2 separate regions of the Mus musculus genome follow, and region 1 is linked to region 2. A link is a loop called in an ENCODE intact Hi-C map of the cell type or tissue named here. Cell type or tissue: heart. All regions are shown on one strand. Links, peaks and the distances in the headings refer to the core of each region. The heading gives the core; the rest is flanking DNA.

Region 1 (2,915 bases), core at 157-2,656, 380 kb before region 2:
CAGAAAAAGAAAGGTTTCAAATGAAGCAAGATAAAAGTGACTTACCATCTACAGGAGGACTCCAATAATATGAATGGCTGTGATATAATCATATTAGAGGCCATATGGCCAGAGAGATAGGCTGGAAGATGCTGGAGTTGGGGAGTGGCCTCTGGTCAAATGTGTGACAGTGTAAGGGTGTACTCCTCGGCTGTCTGTCACTGTGACAACATGCCTGAACTAAACCAGCCATCAGGAGGGAAGCCTTACTTTGGTTTGCCTCAGAGATTCAGACATGGCTGCTTGGCTCCTGTAAAAAGACAGAGTCGCAGCAAAAGCACGCAATATGCAAGAACCCACAGGCATAAGTTCCTTCCAAGTTGGCCCTACCCCCTAGAGGTTCTGCCACCTCCAAGAACACCACAGGCTGGCAGCCAAGCCTTTGGGCCTCTGGGAGGATATTGTAGCTTGTAGGAAATGTCCCCTGTAGACTCACATGGTTCCCCATTGGTGAGATGTTGTGGGGGTTGTGGGATCTTTAGGAGGCAGAACCTAGCAGGTGGAGGTGAGTCACTGGGGGACCGGCTTTGAGGCTCATAGCTTGGCCCTGCTCTGGACCTCTCTGTGTTCCTACTGTGTTCTGGCCACCCCCACTACCATGCCCTCCCCGTCATGGTGGTCAGTATCCTCTCAAACCGCAAGCCAAAATCCTTCTTCTATTTAGATATTTCGTTCAGGTATTTATCCCAGTGATGGAAGCCAGACAGGTAGCTGGTGTGTGCAGAGGACTCGGCTCTCACCTTATGGGTCTTTGAGAGCTATCACGATTTGAGTGTGAAGCATCCCTCCTGGGCTCATGTGTTTGAACACTTGGTCATCAGCTGGTGGTCCTAGTTCGTGAGGATATAGAACCTTTAGAAGTGAATCCTTGGAGACAAACCTTGAACACTGAACGGGGTCTCTGCCTGAGCCTCTGCTGTCATCACCATGAACTTTACCATGTCTTCCCCAGTAGGATGGAATAAGACGATGGTCAGAATAAGTCTTTCTTTATGTAAGTCACTTCTGTTCCATATTTTGTTGCGAGGATATAGGAAAAGTACCTCAGGGGCCATTGAAGAGTCATAGTTTCTGACAATCCTGTTATTTTGTAGAAAGGTGGTCAGTGTGTCAGGTGGAAAAGAAAAAAGGAAACCTAAGAACATGGTGAAGCCAGCAGGCGACCGCTGCATGAGAAGGAGACAGCATGGCCTTAATTATTAATATTTTATTTTTAGTTGAAATGTGGTGGGTGTACGAGTGCAGTACCCACGGAGGCCAAAAGAGGGCGACATATCCCCTAGAGCTGGAGTTATAGGCTGTTGTTAATTGCCTCAGTGTGGATGCTAGGACCAAGGTTTTAGATCTGAAGATATGCTGCAAATTGCTTTCCCAAATAGCTATGTCTCCAGCCAATCCCTTATTGGTGCTTTTCTGTGAAATGTCGCAGGCACCAGAGACATATGCCCTCTGGTTTTTTGCCAAATTTCCAATAAAGAGGCCAACCCATAAGCGGTAGCTTACACATTGATTTTCTTTTTCCTTTTTTTCTTTTCTTTTCTCTTTTTGTATTGCATTAAAATGATATCCTGATTGCTGAGGTCTGTGTGGCTTCATCAAGTCTATGCCCCTTCTTTTTTATTTTTATTTTTATTTTTAAAAAAACTATAGTTTTTTGCTATGGAGGCTTGCAGAGTGAGCAGTCCTATGTAGAGCCACCAGGAGGCACCCTCTCCCCATTGCCCCCTACACAGCTCCAGCACACGCTTGGGACACAGCCAAGGGTGTCTTGACCAGACAGTAGCTCCACTCTGGGCCCAAACCTAACGCCCCACCCCCCCACCCCCCAGTCCCCCGCTCCCACAATGTCCTGGAATCTATTCCCTCCTTTCCACCTTGCCCTTCCTGAGATCTGGTCTTACTGCCCAATCTCATGAGGAGATCTTTCTCCCTGCTTGCTTTTAGATTCGGCTTCACAGATGGAGGGCCCGCTGTAAAATGAAGGCTAAACAGTGACGGCTGATGGAAGTACTCCTTGCACACTAACTTCTTTCCTGAACTTTCTGCAAGGAGTGTGTGTGTGTGGGGGGGGGGTGCGCTGAATGTGTGGAGACTATGATGTCTGCCTGAGGCTTATGTTCCAGAAGGGACTTGGGTGACTGGGCCTGTCACAAACCTGGTGCAAAATTTAGTAGAGTGCCCACGACTCAGATTAATACGATTTTTCTTTTTTTTAATTTAAAGATACGTTCTTCCTATGTAGCCCTAACTGGTCTACAACCTGCCATAAAGAGCAGGCTGGCCTGGAACTTGAAATTATCCTCTTGTTTCTGGAATGCTGGGGTCACAGGCATGAGCCACTATGCCCAGCTGAGTGAAATATTTTTTAAAAAACAAAACAGAATCTTGCTGTGAGCTCAAATTGGCCTGGAACTTACAATCTGAGTGTTTGGGCCTTAGGAATGCTGGGATCGCAGGTCTGGGCTACCATGACAGATTGCAATTTAAAAAGAAAAAGTTAATGAAGAGTGAATCCACGTAGTACCATTTTTTAAATTATTATGCTATGAGAGAGGGCCAGCAGTATTACAGACCAGAGAGCAAATTTTTGGAGTCTGACCTCTCTCAGCCATGGGGTCCAGGGGTCAAATTCTAGCTACCAACCTTGTGTGTGAATCACTCATACCCCCTGAGCCATCTTGATGGCCCAAGGATCAGTATTTTCTAGCCAGGGTCACACATTTCCTTTGTCTCGGGCTCCAGTGCTCTGGCCTTGCAGTTGAAATGCTAATTACCCTGACTGGGACATTCCACATTTTACAGGAACATCAAATTATCATCCTGTACTCCATAAAAATGTACAAGTGTATCCCAATTAACTTGTTAAATTTTGTTTT
Region 2 (2,915 bases), core at 139-2,638:
CAGGTGTGTACCACCACAACACCTGATTTATCCAGGCCTGAGGATCAGACTCTGGGCTTCTCCAGTGCCAGGTAAGCACCCTGCCCACTAAACTATCTCCCTAGCTCGGAGATAACAGCTCAGAGTGGGAAGGTTTGTTCCAGTCCACAGTGTCAGAGGTTTCAGCCACAGTCTCTGGGTCCTATGGTTGCACAGTGTAGCATGGTGAGAGCACTTGGAGGAGCCGCTGTGTTCAGATGTCAGAATGCAGAGAGGATGGATCCAACATGCCCTGGGGGATACAGGGCTAGTGACCTCCTGCCTCCTTCTAGGTCCCACCCCCTAAAGACTCCTCCCTGTAGGTTTACAGTCTTTAGCTATGTTGTGTAAGTTTCCTCTGAGATTGAAACATTCCATCTTGCAGGGAAGCTCCTTAAGCAGGGAGGTAAACAACTCAAAGAGCTTCAGGAAGTCCCTGAAATGGACCAGATTCACTAGGCCCCTCCCTGCCAGAGTAAGCAATAAAAGATGAGAGTCCCTCTCCCATAAACAAAAGCTGAGCTGCACAGAGACTTTCAGAGGAGAAAGGCTTCCAAGACTCTGAGACCAGACCAGCTGTCTGGAGGAAGCAGACACCAGCTGAGCTACCTTGGAAGAAGCTGAGACCAACAGAGGACCTGGCAAGGCTACTCTCCAGCCTGTTGAGTGGCCTGCAGGCTGTGCAGTGTGCTCCAGGTTCCCAGCTTTGTGAGCTGTCATTCTTGCTGGGGCTGGGCTTCGGTGATGCAGCTGTCTTTGAGTCATGTCTGCTCCTTAATGACCCCTCACCCATATTCCTGTAAGTCATCACAATAAAACTCACTGGTTCCACCAGATTGGACTTCAGCGATACCTGTACTCTGGTGTGTTTCGGGTTCCCTACGTGGGATGAGCACACGTGTGTTGCATCTCCCCAGGAAACGTTTTGCTACACAACAAGCTTGAAGGCCTTTGGGGAACATTGCAGATCCAAACCATGAAAGTGCCAATTTTTGTTCTGGTGAATTAAGTCACTCAAAAACATTTTAGATTTTGCAGTGTTTTGGATTTCCAATTTTTCAGACTAGCCTGGGTTAACAAGACACGAGAAACAGGAGCGAAATTCATCGTAAAAATCTGTTAGTTAGCCAGGGGGTGACAACACTGGCTTTCGATCCCATCACTTGGAGGCAAATGGATCTCTGTACGTTAGAGGCCAGCTTGGTCTACAGAGTGAGTTCCAGAACAGCCAGGGCTACACAAACCCTGACTCAAAAAAACAAATAATTAAATGGAAAACAAACAGTAAAAACATGATAAAAAATAAAAACTAGTTTAGGAGACACGGCTCAGCAGTTAAGAGCACTTGTAGAAGACCTGGATTCAGCACTGAGAGCCCACACACTCTCACTTTTACCTCTGTTGCAGGCGATCTGATGCCCTCTCCTGGCCCATATGGGTATTACATGTATGTGACAGCCTTACATTCAGGCAAAACCCACCCATACACATAAAAATAATAAAAATGGAATAAACGCAGGTCTCTCCTCGGCTTGAAACTTGACAAGTAGGTCAGGCCAACTGGCCACAGAGATCTTCTTGTCTCTGCCTCACCAGCACCAGGACTGCCAGAACATGCCACCACACCTGGCTTTTTTTTTCATATGAGTTCTGGGGACTGAACTTTGTTGTACTAGAGCTTTACCACCTGAGCCATCTCCCCACCTGAGGAGCTCAGCTCTTATGAGGGGAAAACAGACGAGCAGTCTACTAGGAAACACAACCTGACAATCTGGGAACAGAAGGACTTGCAAGAACATGTGTAGGTTAAAGGGGAGAAACAGGTTGTGACCACTGCCCTGTGACAGGCCAGCAAAACATGTAAGACAACTGGGGAAAGTTGGTATGTGTGGGTGCATGTTATGTGTAGATGCTGAATGTGTGTGTGTGTGTTTTAAATGTATGTGTTGTTCTGTATGTATGCCTGTATGCCAGAAGAGCTCATCAGATCCCTTTATAGATAGATGGTCCTGAGCCACCAATGTAGTTTTGGGAATTGAACTTAGGACCTCTGGAAGAGCAGCCAGTGCTCTTAACTGCTGAGCCATCTCTCTAGCCCCAGGAATGTGATACTTTTAAAAAGATTTGAGGGAGCAGAGGATGGGGGAAGACCAGGTGGGTGCAGTGCCTGCAGATGTCAGATAAGGGCATTGAATCTCCTGGAACTGAAGTTACAGATAATTGTGAAATACTGTGGGTGCTAGGAATTGAACCTGGATCCTTTGCAAGAAAAGCAAGTGTTCTTAGCCCCTGAGCCATTTCCCCACCCCACAATTGATTGATTGACTGATTGGTTCATTGATTTTGAGACATGGTTTCTCTGTATAACAGCCCTGGCTATCCTGGAACTCACTAGGTAGAACAGGCTAGCCTCGAATTCATACAGATCTGCCTGCCTGTGCTCCCTGAGTGCAAAGATTAAAGGTGTTCAAACACTAAGCCTAGCTCGGCCCGTGTTCCTTACCTCTCTTATCAATTTGGTCCTAATTGACTCAGTAGACTGCATCAGACATTGCCTCTCATGCCCGATTCCTTCGGTCACGCCTGGCCTTCCTCTACTGTCTTGATATTTAAAGATATAAACTGGCAAAACCCAAGTGCTAGCAGCTAATCCAAGGTCCTGCTTTCTTCCCAGTCATGAGGAATTGAATGTACCCTTGTACTATGAGCAGAAATAACGGAGTAAACCTATAAAAAACTGAGCGCAGGGTTTCTGTCAGAGGAAAATGAGCAGCTTCAGTGGCAGCGAGGTGATGGCTGCACACCACTGTGAACAGACACCACAGCCCAAATTATACAGTCCCAGCTGTCCCATCTCTAGGACAGCACAGCTGACATAGTGTGTGTACCCGTTATTC

Evidence for each region. Hi-C counts contacts between places; a loop is a spot of excess contacts. Peaks named below come from ENCODE experiments on the same cell type or tissue, not always from the same donor. Only the 100,000 strongest peaks of a DNase experiment are listed, where the experiment ranks them.
Region 1: it touches region 2 in a loop (4-fold over the local background); 8 of 42 quality-filtered maps call a loop at or near these places.

The regions. Positions count from the first base shown.
Region 1 is chr11:49,985,079-49,987,993 of GRCm38, forward strand. No RefSeq gene overlaps it. Among named protein-coding and RNA genes, the nearest start is that of Rnf130, 39 kb to the right of the region's middle. In heart, for the core only: CTCF peaks have their summits at 1,293 (motif pointing right) and 1,493; no DNase peak of the experiment used is centred there.
Region 2 is chr11:50,363,319-50,366,233 of GRCm38, forward strand. No RefSeq gene overlaps it. Among named protein-coding and RNA genes, the nearest start is that of Mir804, 6.9 kb to the left of the region's middle. In heart, for the core only: CTCF peaks have their summits at 1,445 (motif pointing left) and 1,644; a DNase peak (open chromatin) is centred at 1,423; H3K27me3 peaks cover 419 bases.